2 separate regions of the Mus musculus genome follow, and region 2 is linked to region 1. Evidence: chromatin loops called from intact Hi-C (ENCODE). Cell type or tissue: heart. All regions are shown on one strand. Each heading gives the region's core, and the rest is flanking DNA. Links, peaks and the distances in the headings are about the cores only.

Region 1 (10,342 bases), core at 946-8,945:
CCAGGGGGTGAAGGCGCAAAGGCACAAATGTCCCTTTCTGTTCTAGAATATCATACAATGGATTTCTCCATTTCTCTGGTTTCTGCTCCCTCAACTCCAAACTTTACCTCAGAGAAACCTCTTTTTTTTGTTTCGTTTTTTTCTTTTTCAAGACAGGGTTTCTCTGTGTATCCCTGGCTGTCCTGGAACTCACTCTGTAGATCAAGCTGGCCTCGAACTCAGAAATCCACCTACCTCTGCCTCCCAAGTGCTGGGATTAAAGGTGTTGCCACCACTGCCAGGACAGAAAAAAAACCTCTTATGTTTTTGTAGCCAATATCTGTTTCCTGTGTTTTCTGTCCATTTCCCTCCTAACCTTCACTGGGGTGAAGTCTCCCCTCAGCTACCACCTCCTGGCTGGAGCCCTGGGCTTCTCAGGGGTCTCTACAATGTAGGGGTGCCACCTGCATTTGTGAAGCCATGGGCATAAGGACAGGAGGTGGTCCCAATCTGAGAGTGTGGAAAGGCCCAGAGTCGCCTGGGCATAAGCACAAGAGGCTGAACACACAGAGCCTGTGTTCTCCTTTCTAGTTTAGGAACAAGCTCCTAAGAAGGCCAGCCAGTCTTCAGGCTGGGCATGGAGGGCAGTCACTGGAAGCCCTGGTTCCATATGGGATATGCATATGCCTGGGATGAGGCAGGATCATGACAGGGGAAATGGAGGGACAAGGGTAGAGGAACAGTCCTTCACCCTGGGATCTAGGTCACCCTTCCTGCAGGCTAGGCCAGGAAACCTCAGCACAGTCAGCCGAAAAGGCCAAAATCACCAGCGATAACATGTGTCTCCCTAAAGACACCTCAGACAGGGACACTGAAATGAACAAGCTGTGCTGACTTTGGGCCATGGTGTGTCTGTGACCTTTGTTTGCCCTCCTGTCACCCTGAATCTAAACAACATGCTCCCTAAGACCACCTTACAGTTCCAGTTACAACTGGAGGCTTTTAAGGGAAGTAAGCCAGTTCATAGAGGTTTTACATACTTTTCATACTTGGCTTCATCTTTAAACCTCGTTGTAAACTGAATCCTTTGAATAACATAAACACACACACATACACACACACACAAAATGTAAAGACACCTAGGTGTAGCTTTCTTGGGAAGTTTACAGCTATGTATATATATGTATATATTCATTCACACATACACACACATAAAGGTGTGTGTGTATATATATATATATATATATATATATATATATATATATGAATTATAAAGGCATGCTTTTCCTAAGCACATTGCTCCCATCTCCCTCCCTCCCCCCTCCCCTCCCCCTCCCTTCCCCTTCTCCTCCCCCCCCCCCATCCCATTTCATTTTTCCCTTGAAGCGTATGTTCTCTCTGATTCCTTCACTTGCTTCACCCTGATTCATGCTCAGATTCCTTTCTGCTAAGTAGCCAGGAACCTGACTTTATCTCAGCGGATGTCCCTGGGGGTACTGGACTCTTGGGGCCTCCAGCAGCAATGCTGGCTGTGTCTGCAGCTGACAAAGGGACTGTGTGGGGTGCTGGTGCCTCCCTCTCCACCATGACAAACCTTCGGTTGCCACTGTTACTGTCAGCTGCTCAGAAGGTGCTGAGGCTAACTTGTACTATTTTAAAGTCCAGGCAACCCTGGCACGGCCAGGACTGGAAGCTGAGCTACTGCCCGGAATGGAAGGTGTGGCCTTGTTTAAGGCTCGTAACTTACACGAAGCGAGCAGCATTAGCATCTGCTTTCCTCGGGAGAATCTGGGCTCAGGGAAGCCAAACAACCTGGCCAGAAGCATAGCCTTGCTTGAATGGCTCCAGATATGTTACTGCTCAGGGTGAGTGGTGCTGGACTTAAGGAGAGTCAGGCACACCATGTGGCCACTCACGACAAACCATTCCCTCCACCCTGGATCTATAAGATGGCATTCCCACCATAGCAGAATCAAAGGAACTCCATGAAGACACACGGGCCTACACCTGTCCAGTCAGCAGAGATGTGGGGCTCCAGTAGCCAAAGCCTCCCAAAACTCCCCATCTTAGCGCTCTCTGACCTTCGATGCCCTTCCTGTCACTCCCATGAGTCCACTGGCTCTATAACAAGTGGCTAGTGGGAGCTGCATGCCAACACTGAACAGTGGAACAGGAGATGAGTTTCAGCCAGGTGGGGTAAAGAGCACCGTGGCCAAGAAGTCAACAACCAACAAGCCGCTCGCGCTACCCAAGATTCACTCCAGGGTCACTCCAGGATAGAACCATCCTCTTGATGAGAGGGTGTAGAAAGGCGTGGGGAATTCAGGGGTGCATTCACGGTTCATCCTGAGTCACTGCAGGTGGGGGGCTAACAAGAGTTTCTCTTCAGGAAACGTCAGCCTGTGCAGACACCACCAAGGTTAACAGCACCTTGGCGGGGCATCCTGTAACCAAGTTGTGAGGACCCCCACATCAGATGACACCCTCTGAACGTCAACGTGGCTGGCGGGTGCCCTGCTGCAGGCCTGTCCTGTAATCCCAGCACCTAGAGAACGGAAGCAGGAGGATAAACTGGAGCCCGGCTTGGGTCACACACAGCAAAGCTCTACCTAGAGAACAGAGCTACTGATCTAGCTCAGTAGGTAGAGGACTTGCCCACCATTGCCAGAGTCCTGGTCCTCTGTTCCCCAACCCCCACCATACACACACAGAAGCAGGGATGCGAGGGAGAGAGGAAGGGAGAGAAAGAAGGTTGAAGCATCATCATGGTAACCGAGGCACAGAAATGGAGATGACAGTTTCAGTAACCGTTCCTGGAGCTGTTGTGACTTCTTATGACTGTTGTGAGGGTCCCTGGGTCCCTTGAAGGAACAAAGGAGGACAGCAGAGGTCAGGTGGACACTGTTACAGGTTCTGCTAGGAGGACTTCAGGACAGCCTTGCACAGGGACAGACAGCCACGCGCAGCAGCTGTCCTGAGTGCCTTGCCCCACCCTTACACCAGAGATTCCAGGCTCTGGCTGGCCTGGAATCCATAATCCCCTTGTCTCAGCCCTCCGAGTGCTGAGGTGGCAGGCCTACACCACCACACCAGGCTCAATGCCATTTATTTATCTCCTGTGAAGGGACAGGAAAGGTCTCTTGCTGAACTTAGAGCTCATCATTGCAGCTAGACTGGGTAGCCAGAGACTGCCAGGAATCCATCTGTGGCTGGCTCTCACATGGGCTCTGTGAATCTGAACTCAGGGCCTCATGACAATCAGAGAACACTACTGGGCTCCCCAGCACCTCGAAGCAGTTATTTTTAAATTATGCATGTGTGTGTACATGGTTTTGTGTAGAAACACATGTGTGCATACATGTGGAGGTCAGGGGTCAATTCTGGGTGTCGTCCTGAGAAATGCCACCTGCCTCCTTGACATGGAGTCTCTTTCACCGACTTGGAGCTTGTGGTGCGGCTGGCTGGCCGCCCCACTGTCTACTGTCTCCGTCTCCCTGGGTTGGGACTGGAATACCATGCCACCATATATACCCAGCTTTTGTACCTGGTTTCTGGTGATCAAACTCTGGTCCTCAAGTGTGTATGGCATGCACTTTGCTGGCTGGGTCACCTCCCCAGCCCTTAGTGCCACCTTAAAGCCATGCCTTCTTCTAGCTCTGGAGAGCCTACCTCCCCCAATAATAACACAACCAACATCACTTAAAGAAAGTTCTGGGCTGAAGAGATGGCTCAATGGTTAAGAGCGCTGACTGCTCTGCCAGAGGTCCTGAGTTCAATTCCCACAACCACATGGTGGCTCACAACCATCTGTAATGAGATCCAATGCCCTCTTCTGGTGTGTCTGAAGAGAGCTGCAGTATACTAATATAAATAAAAAACAAACAAACAAACAAACAAACAAACAAATAAATAAAAAGAAAGTTCCCCAAACTCAAGAATAACAAAGGAATGACTGTGGCCCAATCCAACCCAGGCCAGACCCCTTTAGATCCTTCTGTAGCAAAGAAGCAATGTCCCCAACACACACGGTGACACCGGACAGGCCCGCAAAGTAAGGAAGGCTGATCCACTGATGCATCAAGGTTTCATGAATGAGAGGCGCTGTCACATGACCAACCCCCATGTCCAAGAATAATTCTGTTGCAGCTGAGAGGCAGCCCAGCCTCGACTCTGTCTCCTAGAATTAGGGAGAAAATGAGACCAGACCCAGAGCAGCTCAGCCTTACGTAACAGTCCCAACCCTCTTTTAGCTGTAGCAGCAGATTTTTTAAAGCACCATAAATAGCTCCCTCTCCTGCAGGGAGGCCATCCAGCCACAGAGCCTGAGGCAGCCAGCTTCTCCTCTTTCTTCTGCAGTGGAACCTTCACAAGCCTTCCAACACCTAGCAAGGTTAGTGAGGCAAGCGTGCCTGGCCCAGGACAGACATGTGTCACTGACCCCTAGAAGCTAGGCAGGAGATTCAAACTTTGGCCATTGACCGCCAAGAGTCAGCACTCACAGACTGGCACAGGCAGCAGAGACTACATTCGGGGACCCCACAGAGGGGCTTCTCTTGCAAGGTGGCACTGTGGGGGACAAGAGTAGCCGTCAGACATTTAATCCTGCCAATCGAGGGGCACAAGGCCAGCCTGGCAGGCAGCAGGAGGGAGGAGGTTTACAAGGCCCAGCAAAGTGATACTATGCCAGGCCCAACTGCAAGCTGCGTACAGAAAGCCACATCCTAAACCCTTCACATCCCAGGATTGGAGGAGGAACCTGGAGGCTGGCCAGAGCTGGGAGGGAGATGGCAAGAATGACTACCTCGTCCACAGATCCCTGCAAAGTGCTCATGGAATTCCTGAGATGCTAGGCTGGAAAGCCCTTACCTTGAAAACAAAAGTTCTGCCCAAGAAGGGCTCAGGGACCTGGGCTGCGGAATACTGCAGTCTACCTAGTAGGAATCATTTTTTGGAAGGGACACTGCATCCCTGGGGAGGATGCAGGCCAAGATCTACGGGAGGCTGGCATGGCAGGGAGGGGGTGTCACATCGGCCCTCTGAATATGGGCCTAAAGTTAATCATCAACCACACCCAGTGGCTACTTAGCCTCAAGTCCCAGGACAAAAGAATCAACTCCAAAGGGTGGACACCTAGGATCATGGGGTGGGGCTAGGAGAGGGTAGGAGCAGATGTCCATGGTGCAGCCTTTAATGTACTCAAACTATCAACAACAACAACAACACAAGGGCCCTACCAACAAAAAAGGGCATACAGGCTGCATGCATCATGTCATGACTGGGTTCTGCCAGGTGGGGGCACTGCCAACCCTAATTAATTCACAGCAGCCAGAGGATGGCAAGCCCATTCATTCTCTTCCCATTGGCTGTAGGGGGAAAAACTGAGGTTTGAAGTCATAAGTTCTATAGCCCAGGGAGGGCAAGAGGGTTCGGCAGATAAAGGAGCTTGCTGCCAAGCCTGAAGACCTGAGTTCAATCCCTTGAACCCATATGGTAGAAGGAGAGAAGAGATTCCTCCAAGTTGTCCTGAGTGTACTACACACAAAGACACACACATGCGCACCAGCACATGTGTACTACAAAAGTGTGCATGTGTGCTTAGTAAATTTTTTTAAAATCACTAATAAAACCATAGCCTGAGGTGTATCCAGGAAACGTCAAGTATCTCATTCCTCCTTACAGTGTGTGTAGGATCTTAGCTTTTCAGAACATGCTGGGACAACAAAAAGAACCACTGTACGAGGAAAACAGCTTTCTCAAGTGAGCACGTGCAAGGAAATTATGATCTTCTCACACCCAAAAGCTAAAGGCAAACAGTATAAAACGTTGCTAAAGCTGATTCAACGACAGAAGTTACCAGGAAAAATTATATAGGCTGGCAAGACGGCTCAGCTCACAGAGGACCTGTGGCAGAGCCTCATGGCCTGGGACTATATTGGAGAAGAGAAGCAAGTCCCACGAGTTGGTCTATGAGCTCCACACATGTCACATGCTCTGCATGCTCCCTCCACACATAGATGCACACACAAGAAAATAAATAAATAAGCAAGCAGGCTTTAGGTTACCGGGAAAATGGCAATGATAATCAGAACCGTCACCCTGGCATCTTTCCATTCCTAACTGACCTGTGCTGCTCACTTCAGTGATGTTCAGGAACTTAGATCAAAGCAATCCCAAAGGGATAGAGAGAGAGTTCCATCAGTTAAGAGCACTGGCTGCTCTTCCAGAGAACCTGGGTGTGATAGTTTGTATAAGTTCAGTCCAGGGAGTGGTACTATTAGAAGGTGTATCCCCATTGGAGTAGGTGTGGCCTTTTTTGTTGGAGTAGGTGTGTCACTGTGGGTGTGGACTTTAAGACCCTCATTTAAACTGCCTGGAAGACAGTATTCTGCTAGCAGCCTTCAGATGAAGATGTAGAACTCTCAGCTCCTCCTACTCCATGCCTGCCTGGATGCTGTCATGTTCCCACCTTGATGATAATGGACTGAACCTCTGAACCTGTAAGCCAGCCCCAATTAAACATTGTCCAAAGAGTAGCCTTGGTCATGATGTCTGTTCACAGCAGTAAAACCCTAACTAAGACAAAGGTGACTGCCTGTAACTCCAGTCTCAGTGAAGAGACCCTCTTCTGATCTCCAAGGCCATCACATGCACACATGCATATGCACACATGCACACACACAATATACAAACACACATACATACATACATACATACATACAAACAAAGCACTCATATACATAAAATAAGTCTTACAAAATTTAAAAGTAATTCCACAGCTAGTTGTTCTCTAAGGAAAAGCAGAAGTTCGTTCTAAGACCTAACTTTCCTCGAAGCACATATGAAGACAGAGAAACCTGTTATCTATTACAGATGTCAATTAAATAAGACACAGTCGGGCCACACAACACAACTTGTCCCCCTCATTCCTGTGCCTTACGATAGCAACACAGAGAAACTGGGTCACCAAGAACAGATGTCAAACACGGGCTCAGTGTGAAATCACAGCTCACAACCCATTGCAGGGCATGGTGTGTCTATCTGCATTAGAAGATGCAGAACTTCGCCACACGCACCACCAGGTCAGAGCCTCTCTCAACCCTCATCTGAGATGCTTCTATCTGCAGCAGGCAGGGATTAACACAGGGACACAACTACCCAGAGAATAAGAGACTGTTGAGAGCTCAGCCCTAAGAGAACACATATATGGCACACATACCCCAGTATCCAAGGCGTAGGGTCGCTGGGGAGCTGGAAGAATGTGCCAGCCAAAAGCAGTGTGGCTACAAGTCAGTCTCCGGATACGGCATGCAAATGGACTTGTGAGCTCACGGCAGTGGAAGAAACATGTACAAACCTACACAAGTCCAAGCCGGACAACATCCCAGCACGGAGAGGGGAGTCGGGCACATGATCCCACCCCTTAGCCACAGAGCTATTAGCAACTGCTAGCTGCTGGGAGTTGGGGGGGATAGGTTTCTCTAATTGTTTCGCTCTTGTTAAGTTGACTATGTGCCCAATGGAAGACCACACACCTCAGCTGGTTGGGTAGCACAAAGTAATCTTGAAGGTTTTTATAAAAAAAGCATCAAGTTGGGTGGGCTAGGAAGGGTCACTGTGATCACAACAGGCTGCATGAAAATCTCAAAGAACTAACACTTAGTAAAACCTAAATGGTGTAACTCACCATCTGCCAGGCAGAGTTACATCACCACTATCCCCGCCCACAGAGCCCCACGCGGCGGCCTCTGTGACCCTTCCTTATTATTGGCAGCTTCCAACCCCACACTTCAGCCCATTCCTCTCTCCTGCTGAGTCACCTGACTTGTCTACACCCACACCATCCCAACAACCTGGCCGTGAGCAGGGCTCCTCTCCGAGGGCACGGGACGCACACTAATTTCCCAAGGTGTTTCCTCTCAGTGCTAAGCACTAATCCCAGGGAAGCCACTGAACCTAGTTCCTCTCGACAAAGCAAGGAGCAGTAATGATGCCAAACAGTAGGGGGCGCTACGAGGACTAAGTGAGATAAGTATACAGTAGGTGCTCCATAAATGACAGCTTTGCAGTTACCCCAGAGATAAAACCCTCACAAGGCAGAGGGAAAACAGAACCTGAGGGGAAAACAGACCATGATATTTTAATGGGCATTTTCCTAAAATCAGGGACTACAGACTTCAGAGAGCTCTGTATGAAACAGCTAAGAGTGGGTTATATAAGGCTCGCTTCCATCCGATTAGGTCGCCATTGGACCCTCAGAGCTTAGAACACAGTAAACTCAATGTTTATAGAACAACTTCAGTGATTCATCCTTATGCCTGCCCCTGTGGAAAAAGAGACACCCTGGCCTCCCTGCCTTACCAGAGTGTGACAGGTCAATTACAATCCCAGCAATCAATGGTGCATACATTGTCACAGCAGGAAATGTCCGAGGGGCTTCCTGAGTAACAGGCTTGCTACCTCCACACTCAACTCCTCACAGAATTCTACACAATTCAAGACTTGAAAACAGGAGGGAGAGAGGGAGGGAGGGAGAGTCCCCCACATAGCTATCCCAAAGGGACTGCGAGTTTGTTTTAAAACTCATATCTATTTGCACATTGGCCCTCAATGTGCCTGAACTACAGTGGAATCCCAGCCTGGTGTTTTTCAAAACAGATTCCACAGCTATGGAAACACAAGTTGCCCTCAGCTATGACTTCAGTGTCGGATACAGAGAGAGGAAGCAACCCAACGTAGCTACACCACCTTCCCACAGACAGTGGACACCCAGTAAACTACGCCTCCCCCGCTGAGCACACAGACCCCTTACCTCTCTGATTTATAGGCAAACACCACACAAAAGTTCCCCTGGTGAGTGTGTGGTGGTTGGGTGTGGAGATAATTATCTTCCTGATCTACTAGCTCTAAATGAAGCCCCTGGAGAAGCCAGGAAGCCTTCTCCGTGGATTGCAGGAACAGATTCTGGACTTGATCCTGCCTGATGGCAAAGGAGGAACATTCGAGAGCCCCCATCAAAGGTGTCCTGGAAGAAGGCGAGCCAGCAGCTTCGGGTTTTTCAGCCACTTTCAGCATTTTATCTAAAGCAGAGCTTGGGACCATTCAGAAACCCTGAACCTCGGCACAGGAAAACCCAGGAAACAGGCAAAGACTGAGGCTTCCAAGGGCAAAGGAGGCACCAGGCTCAGCTCAGTCCCCAGGAAGAAATTACTTTCTTACTGAGATGAGCAGCAGGGCTAGGGACCAACAGCTCAGACCCACACAGTAAACAGTGGCCCTCTGGCCTCAATCACACACTTCCAGGACAGCGTGATTGCCTTGGGGTGTGCAGTCTGAGCCAGCACAGAACAGACTATGGTGAGCTAGGAAAAAAAAAAAAAAAAAAAAAAAAAAAAAACGGCAGGGAGAAACAATGTTTCAATGGAAAGGAGGGATGCTGAGCAGGGAGGACTTAGTCATCCCTAGGCAAGAGTGCTCCTGGCACAAGCACTCCCCAGACATCAGACAGGGAGCCGCCCACTCTGACCCCTGCTCAGAGAAACTGCAGCCACACTCAGCTGCTCAGTTTTTACAAACCCAGATGCTCTACCCCCACACCTCCATGAAATGCTAAATGTTGAAGATGAAGAACTTAGGGCTTGGGATGCAGCTCTGTGGCAGAGCAGTAGCCCAGCCCTGAGGCTCTGGGTTCAATGTCCAGCACTGGAACAACTGGACTTGGTGGCGCACACCTACCATCCCAGGACTAGAGAGGTGGGGGGCAGGAAGATCAAGAGTTCAAGGTCATCCTCCGCTAAAGAGCAGGGGCCAGCTTGGGCTACATGAAAACATGTCTCAAGAAACGAAAAACAAGACAGAAGAAGAAGAGGAGAAGGAGGAGGAAGTAGTAGTAGTAACAATCCACAGATACAACCACGGACCTGGAAACACAGAGATAAAACAAAGTAGCACAGATGGCAAGGTCCTTTAATGTCCGTGAACAATAGCCAGGTAGAAGATACATGAAAAAATTAAATTCTGCATGTTACTACCAAATTAAGATACTAAGAAGCAGAATGAGATATGTTAATAAATAAAAAGGCAGAAAACTTTGGACCTAGTGGTGCATGCTTTCAATCCCAGCACTTGGGAGGCAGAGGCAGGTGGATTTCTGAGTTCAAGGCCAGCCTGGTCTACAGAGTGAGTTCCAGAACAGCAAGGGCTACACAGAGAAACCCTGTCTCGAAAAACCAAAAAAAAAAAAAAAAAAGGCAGAAAACATTCTTAACCTTTCGACCATGTTACTAGCTGTGTCCTGGGTTTAAAGAGCACAATTTTGAGCCACTGAAGATCCATTTGGGGAAAAAAAAAAAAAAAACCTGTTTAA
Region 2 (8,000 bases), core at 1-8,000, 57 kb after region 1:
GTACAGTTCTCACATTCGGGGCTATCTCCAACTGACTCTCTCTCTCTTTTTTTTTTTTAATGTTAGTGTATGGATGATGTGCATATGTGTGTTCACGTGGGTACATGCGTGTGCATATGGAGGCCAGATGACGACCTCAAGGGTCATTCCTTAGAAACTGTCTGCCTCGCGTCTTGACACAAGGGTCTCTCACTAGTGTGGAGCTCAACAACTGAGCTGAACTGATTGGCCAGAGAGCCCCAGGGATCCATTTATCTATCCTGCCTCAGTGCCAGAATGACCCAGGTGACCCAAAATGACCCAGATGACCCAGAATGATCATCTGAGGCCACCACGCGTGGATGAAGCACGAGTCGCACTTTACTGATCTCAGCCATCTACTCATCCCTGATTCTTAAGAAAGACGAGAAGGAGAAGGAGAGAGAAGATGAGAGGAAGCAGAGAGACAGAGAGAAGCCAAGACTGAGCAGGGGGAAAGGTTGGTTTACAGTCTCCCGGACACACGCAGCACGGTCTAACTCGGCAATCCAGGTCATTTATATTGTGGTGGCTACTCTGACATCCCTAGTTATTCACAGTGTCCACTTCCGGCTTGGCACAACACTCTCTCTGGTGAACTCTCTTCTGCTCTTGAATGTCCTGATGCGCCAGACATCTAGAGCCCGAGGACGGCCTGGAAATGAGCCGCCTCTGGGCCTCTCAGGCTGGGAGTGTGCATGCATCACTCTCCAGGGTCAACGTAGGAAGGAAGACTGACACACAGGAGGCTAAGAATCCCATCCCTGACGGGGAGGTGAGTGGGGAAGGGCAAGCATGGTGGGAGATGGGGACCCCGAGAGGCCACGTTTTCAACCGTAAGCACAAAACAGGGAAGGAACCGGATGAAGTGGGACACAGAGCCCACCCCTAGTGACACATTTCCTCCTGCAAGGCCTCACTGAGTAAACTTCCCCAAACAGCACCACCACCTGGGAACCAGTGTGCAAATGCCTGAGCCTCCAGGGCACAGCTTTCAGGTGTTGGGGAAGGCAGGATGCATTTTCTGTAAGCCCTTCTCAATTCAGATGTTAAAGTACCTTTACTTCAAAGCAAGAAGAGTCCTGGCTGGGTGCAGTGGCTCTGGCCTGTGGTCCCTGCAGCGGGGAGGCTGAGGCTGGAGCACCTTGAGTCCAGGAGTGACAACTAGCTTAGAGCAACATAATGACATTCTCAAATAGCAAGCAGGACAAATCCACACAGTGTGCTGGCATATGCCTGTATCCCAGCCCTTGGGAGGTGGAGGCAGAGGGATTAGGAGTTCAAGATTAACCTTGGCTCCATAGCAAGTCTGCTGTCAGCCTGGACTGCACAAGACCCTCCCTACCCCTCAGACCCACCAAAAAAAAAAAAAAAAAAAAAAAAAAAAAAAAAAAAAACCCTGAATTCTATTTTCTGGTCTTCATCACAGTAATCATTAACTCAGAAAAGCATCAGAGGCCACGGCTAAGCTCCCAGACCCTCTGCCAACTTCTTGAGCCTTGAAGGCCACAGGAATGAATTAGAAGCATCAAGATAAGCCACTTTGCAGTGTGACACTGTTTATAGCCAGCAGCCACCTGAGAAGCCACTGCCCCCAGCAGTCAGAAAGCTGCACCTTGTAAAGTTCTTAGAACGATGAGGCCTTTGGAACAGGTGGCCTGGGAGCTTTCCGGCTGGCCCAAAGCCTGGACAAGGATTCTGAGATGCCCACACACCATCTCACCTGGTCTCTGGTGCACTAGCCGCAGCGCTCTAAGTAAGCAAGCTTCCCCATCAGCGGTGCCACACAGCCATTCAGAGAAAGCAAAGTCCGGCCTAGACCTTCAGATAAACGTGCTGGCGCTCACGTACACCACATGCTTAGACGGACCTTTTCAAGACTGAAAGCGACCCCCACTTGGATACCCACCCCCCAAGAGGGCAAGCTGGATCGAGGATCATTGTTCAGAAAGAAAGAAGACAGAGGCGGAGCCAGGACACTCATTCATCCCACCCGGCAGACTTAACCCCAGACGGCAAAGTGAAGTTGACGATCCCTGCGGCCCTTCCCGTGGAGACGGGTCTTCTAATATCTCTGAAAAAGAGCATCCTTTGTCCCTCCGTTTTCAAACACATGGGGCATAGGCTCAGCCTGGAGACGCCGGCCACTGCAATGTCCTCGAGTTTGTCAAGCTTGTAGGGCAGAGACCAAAAGTGCTTCAAAGGCCTGTGTGTGGAGGGCTCCATCTGGGGAGCCCTCAAGAAGGTGAGAGGGAAGACTCACCACTCTGTGGAGTTGACCTCTGACCTCTAGACATTGTCATACACACGGTAATAAGAGAAAACGAAAAAGGTCTGATTGTGTGTCTACAACCTATAGTGAGTTTAAAAGAGTGCCTCACCATCCAAGCCTCCCTTACGGAACCTGCCCGCTCACCCACTGTCTTATCAGATGCCTGGAGTAACTCAACAATTAGGCCTTTATAAAGTGCCCAAGCCTAGAGGAGCAGGAGGCCTGCTCTGCACCTGGGAGCTGGAGGTCAAGGTCGGGGAGCGCAGGTGGCTTGTGCCAGAACCATCCAGCAACGAAGAGGATGCCGGGTGTGCAAGACCAGAGGCAGCCTCAGACTGGTGAGAAAGAAGTCTTCATTCAACGGCTCACCGACAAACAGAGGCAGCCATTTGGAAACTGAAAGTTTGAAACCCCTTTCACTGTGAATCATGAGCCATGTCACTGTCAAAACCTGACTTGACACAGACTATAAACCTATAAAAGTTATCATTACCATAATATGTCTTAATTATTCCCACCAGGACTTTTCAAAAGTTACAACACTACAAGCTCAGTCAGACCTGAGAGCCCTCCATTGACCTATAAACTTTCATAGCAAACAAACTAACAAACAAAACCACTAACTCTGTATTCCTTCCATTGGTCCAGTTGAGTTTGAGGGACCAGGATACATGGGACAGGCAGGTAAGACTGGCTAAGGTAGGGGCAAGGTCACACAGTCTGCAGAGGCTGTGAATCTCATCTTTTCCACTCCAAGACCAGCGTCCTTACCTCAGGAGGGTGGAGCTCAGCTCTGCGCAGGAAATCAGACCCCAACCGTCCCAGGGGCATCAAACAGGAAATGGACCTGGTGCCTTGCCAAGCGGCCAACGGCAACCCAGCCCTTGGCAAACCCTTGGCAAACCTGCTATGCCTCCACCTGAGCGTTGAAAGTCAGTTTAGCATCCCCCTGGGCCCAGCTCTGATCTGCAGCTGTTTCTCCACTTGGCCTGGGCTTCTCTGTGAGCAAGCTGGAGTCAGAGGTCACAGAGGCTGCAGCCTTTAGTGAGAGACCAAAGGGGAAGGCAGCTGTCTGTCGCCCAGGTCCACCTCCACCTGTCATCTCCACCCCAACAGGGAGACCGCCCCACTGCACCCATGCGCGCGCGGGCTCACACACAAACACATACACACATACACAGGGGCGCTGGAGGCTGCTCAGAGCTCAAGCTGCCCTCCTCCCTCTTGACCGTTCTGGTAGTTAGAAATTGGAAAGGACCCTGTGCCTAGTCTGTTTCCTTATGGCTTCCTTCCACCTTCCCAAGACTAGAAAACCATGCAGGAAAAGAACATGTATCCTGGCTACCCTCTACAGACAGTACGGTCAACCTTACACAGAGTTTCAAAGTTTGCGAAGCAAATCGGGAAACAACAAGAAAAAACCCCCAGAGGCCTCAGCATCCATTCTTCTGCTCAAAGTGGGCAGTAAAAAGTCTGTCTGAGCAAGCACAGGCAACTGCTTCTAAGGCTGAGGCTTTGCTGGGGGAGCGCCAGGGAACTTAAAAAAATCTTCCCTTAACAAAACCGAAAATTTTGTTTGTCCTGACATTTGCTTTTTACCCTCAAGAGGCTGACCTTGGAGACGACACAGAATTGTACAACAGAAGTAAAAGAAGTGACCCAAAGTGAACTCCTTCACTCTCAAGGATAGAAAGGGGGGGTCCCTAGGCGCACGACGTCATTTACATGAAGTTCGGGCGGCGAGTGGGAATGTGGGTGCTGCGCGCGCTCCGGCCCCGGGCTCTCTGAAGGTCGCCAGACTGTCACCGAGGCTGCCGGGGCCCAGAACTGGAGTACATGCGGCGCGGCGGGACACGGTGCCCTTAGGGCACCTTTCCGGGTGTCCCGGATCCTGCAGGTGCCACCGGGGAGCAGCTGAGCCGGGGGCCCTCCCCAGCCGCAGGCCCGGAGCTCGAGCGACTTACCCGCAGGAGGCGCGGGGGCGGCGGGCGCGGTCCCGGGGCCGGTGTCGCTGCTCCGATTCGTTGTCGGCCCGGCCCCGGCCGCCAGTGGCTCACGTTCCCGGGACTGCGAGGCTCAGCGTAGGCGGGTGCCCGGCGATCCGGGATGCTCCGGGGCTCTTCACGCGCGTGTCACGGGCCGGGGGCGCGCGGGGGCGGGGGCCGAGTGGGCCCCGGGGTGGCGAGTGGGGGCGCGGCCGGGGACAGGGACGGGGCCGGGGATCGTGTCGCGGGCGCCGCAGCGCGGCCTCTCGCCATGGCTCCGCGCGGCCCAGCCTCGCGCCTCCCCTCGCGCTGCCGTCACCGCCCGACGCGCGCCGGGCCCTCCCCGTCCGTCCCCGCCCCGCCCCGCCCTCCTCGCCCGGCCGCCACCTGCGCGACAGTCCTCGAGCGCTACCGTCCTCGGTCCCCGCAGCGAGAGGCTCCGAGACCCCCAAAGCTCTGACCCACTTGGCACCCCGGAGCGTGCGCCGGGACCGCTCGCTGGGGCGGCTTGGGGACCCCACTGCCAGCGCTGTGGTCTTGGGGTATCAACCCCGGAGTCAAGCACAGAGTTAACGACGCAGGAGGGGGCCATGGACCAGCCATGAGGGCAATGCCATCAAATGAGGAGCTGGTGGAGGTGGCAGAAAGGACAAAGAAACCCTCCCGGAAGCAAATAACATGCAGACTGGTTAACATGGCCCAGCATACGCGGTCTGCCTACGGGTCACAGGGGACACTGGACGCACTTGGAGAGACCCAACCTGAACCGAAGATGAGGAGAAAATAAACCCCTCCAGACCCTCCACATTTCAGGACTAGATAGGAACTGAACAGGAAAATTGTCCAGGCAAAATCTTCCTTGAATGCTCACTGAGAGTTGGGGGAGGGGGGCATTGGTCACTAGATATTTGCTTGAGCTAGCCCATTTCTCCACAGACTTTCTCTCAGCGACACCTGGACAGGGGGAGTGAGAATGCCCATTCAAAGCACAGTAGGGGGGACACGTTGACCTCTGGTGAGAGGTGGGCATCGTCCTTAGAACCCTACTCTACCCGGTACTCCTAGGAGACTTAAGTTTCAGTAAACCCATTATGAGCTACATTTATTAAAGAGGGATGAGCTGTGTCCCAAAATCCCCATGCCATAAAAAACACACACATGAAACTTAAAGATATGAAACCTGTCGGGAATGGGAGGGCTGACTGACTGCGGCTAAATGGTGTGCCTTTGCTGCACTGGGTGGTGTGCAGAACATTCCAGCTGACCAGACTGAAATCTGCACTGTACGGCCTAAAATACTGGGTTGAATTTATTATGTGCAGTCAAGACTGTCATCATTAGGACTTAAGGGGCAAAAGCTTCAGATGATTTGGGAAGGAAGAGGCATCCTGATGGGAGCAAGGGAGAAACTGGATGGGCCAAACATTATCAACGAGTCTCAGTGCTGGGTTCTAGAGTATCTTTCTCTTGTCTTGTCTTGTCTTTTCTTGTCTTCTCTTCTCTTCTCTTCTCTTCTCTTCTCTTCTCTTCTCTTCTCTTCTCTCCTTTCCTTTTCTTCTTTTCTTTTTTTATGTGAGTACACTGTTGCTGTCTTCAGACACACCAGAAGAGGACATAGGATCCCATTACAGATGGTTGTGAGCCACCATGTGGTTGCTGGGAATTGAACTCAGGACCTCTGGAAGAGCAGTCAGTGCTCCTAACCGCTGAGCCATCTCTCCAGCCTCTAGAGTATCTTTTATGGGTTTGAAGTTCTTTCTAAATAGAAGAGTTCTCCAAAACATCAAATAAGAGCTGAGGCCAGGTGGACAGTGTGAGTGTGTGTCTGTGTGTGTGTCTGTGTCTCTGTGTGTGTCTGGGTCTCTGTGTGTGTCTGTGTCTGTGTGTGTGTGTGTGTCTCTGTGTGTGTCTGTGTCTCTGTGTGTCTGTGTGTGTGTGTCTGTCTGTGTGTGTCTGTCTGTGTGTCTGTGTCTGTGTGTCTCTGTGTGTGTCTGTGCGCACATGTGTGTGTGTACACCTATGTGCTTGTGAGTGTGTGTATGCACGTGTGTGCATGTGTGTTTGGAGAATGCCCATTGTATGTATGTGTACATGTCTGGGCGTGTACTCATGGCCCCACTGGGAGGCTAGGAGTTGACATTAGGTGTCTTCTATTGCTCTCCACCTTACTCTTTCTGCCTTGAGAATTTTATACATGTAAACAATGTACTATGGTTGTGCCCATTTCACACTTCCTACCCGACATGGCCACCCAGCACATTCCCCTCAGGACCTCATGTCTTTTCCCCCAGCAACCCAGTTAATGCATCGGGGCTGCTCTATGTCCTGGGTGTGAAGCATCCACTGGAGCATGGTACCATTTGCACTCCCCAGCAACTATCAACTGCCGGAGGCTCCTACATAAGGGGTGGGGCCTGGATTTAATCTGTCCCATCTCTGCCCACTTCTGTCCATCTTCGTCTTGTGCTGGTGACCAGAGCCGGTGCAAGTCCCTGTGAGTGACAGTCGTGCCACGTGCAGAAGACAATGTTTCACAGCCAGCCCCCTCTCCATCCTCCAGCTCTTACATCCTGTCTGCCCCTCTTCTGGGATGTCCCCTGAGCCTTGGAGGGTGGGGTCACTCACTGATGAAGCTAGACTGCCTAGCTAGCTAGCCTTCAGAATGAGCCCATCTCTGCCCTTCCCTGCCCCCAGCACTGTTATGACAGTCACATGCCATCATGCCTGACCTTTTAGGGAGTACTGGGATCTGGGCTCAGGTTATAGGTTTACATAGTCTACACTTGACCACTGAGAGTCATCTCTCAGCCCAGTTTTGGGTTTGAGGTGGTTGGGTGGTTTTGGATTTTAGAGACCATCTCATACAGCCCAAGCTGGCCTTGAAGTGGTCACTCTGCCCCTGCTTCCCAAGTGCTGGAGTTACAGATGCATACCACAGCAGCAGGTAACAAAACATTATATTTTTTATGATAGAATGTAAATGTGCAATTATATCAATGGGATTTCAGTCACACAGATTAAATCATCAGATATATGCCAGGTTTGATAGACTATGGCAGGCTGGCAGGATCTAGAACAAGCAATCTGAGAGGGACCAGCTTCAGTACCCAGTATTCAGTAGGAATGGTCCTGCATACAACCTGAAGTCTTAAAGGGGCAGGGGCAGATTGTCTGAGGTAAAACCAGTAGATCCAACGCCTTCTGGTTCTGGAAGTTAAGAACCGTCATCTGGCCTAATCCATCTCCTTTCCCTTGGGACGTGATCGCAGTTTGAGGTGTGGAACCAGGGCCCCCCTAGTTTTTTCCCACTGCCATTTCAGCCATTCCTGACTCCCCTTCACTGTAGGATGACTCTCTCTGTCAGGAATCCCACAGCCACCACGCCTGACTGGGATCCAGGGTAGCACCCTGCTCGACCCTCATCAGAGAAGGTCCTTCTTGCAGTGGATGGAAACTAACACGGAGACCATAGCTGGACAGTGTGCAGAGAGCAAGAGACTTCAGAGCACTCGGTCCTGCGTGGGATTTCTGTGTCATATCCTCTCCTGGAGGCTCAAGGGTTTGTGTGACAGAGAAGGGGAGAGAGATTGTTAAGAGCCAGCATGATGGGTGGCTCTGAGGAAACGGTGTCTTCCAGACATGATGGGACTGGTGTACATATGAGCTCACGGAGACCGTGGCAGGAAGCACAAGACCTGCACAGGCTCAAGCCTGAAACAGTCCCG

The links. A loop is a pair of places that touch in the nucleus more often than their neighbours do. Peaks named below come from ENCODE experiments on the same cell type or tissue, not always from the same donor. Only the 100,000 strongest peaks of a DNase experiment are listed, where the experiment ranks them.
Region 2: a loop joins it to region 1, with 4 times the contacts of the local background. A loop is called at or near these places in 30 of 42 quality-filtered maps.

The regions. Positions count from the first base shown.
Region 1 is chr9:121,349,909-121,360,250 of GRCm38, reverse strand. It overlaps a transcript of Trak1 not described here. Among named protein-coding and RNA genes, the nearest start is that of Trak1, 12 kb to the left of the region's middle. In heart, for the core only: CTCF peaks have their summits at 4,287, 5,261 (motif pointing right) and 7,990 (motif pointing right); DNase peaks (open chromatin) are centred at 1,600, 2,170, 4,290, 7,820 and 5 weaker places; H3K27ac peaks cover 4,209 bases.
Region 2 is chr9:121,294,088-121,302,087 of GRCm38, reverse strand. It overlaps a transcript of Trak1 not described here. Among named protein-coding and RNA genes, the nearest start is that of Gm34655, 20 kb to the right of the region's middle. In heart, for the core only: CTCF peaks have their summits at 969 and 1,645; DNase peaks (open chromatin) are centred at 767, 957, 3,237, 4,447 and 4 weaker places; H3K4me3 peaks cover 3,244 bases; H3K27ac peaks cover 3,096 bases; H3K27me3 peaks cover 457 bases.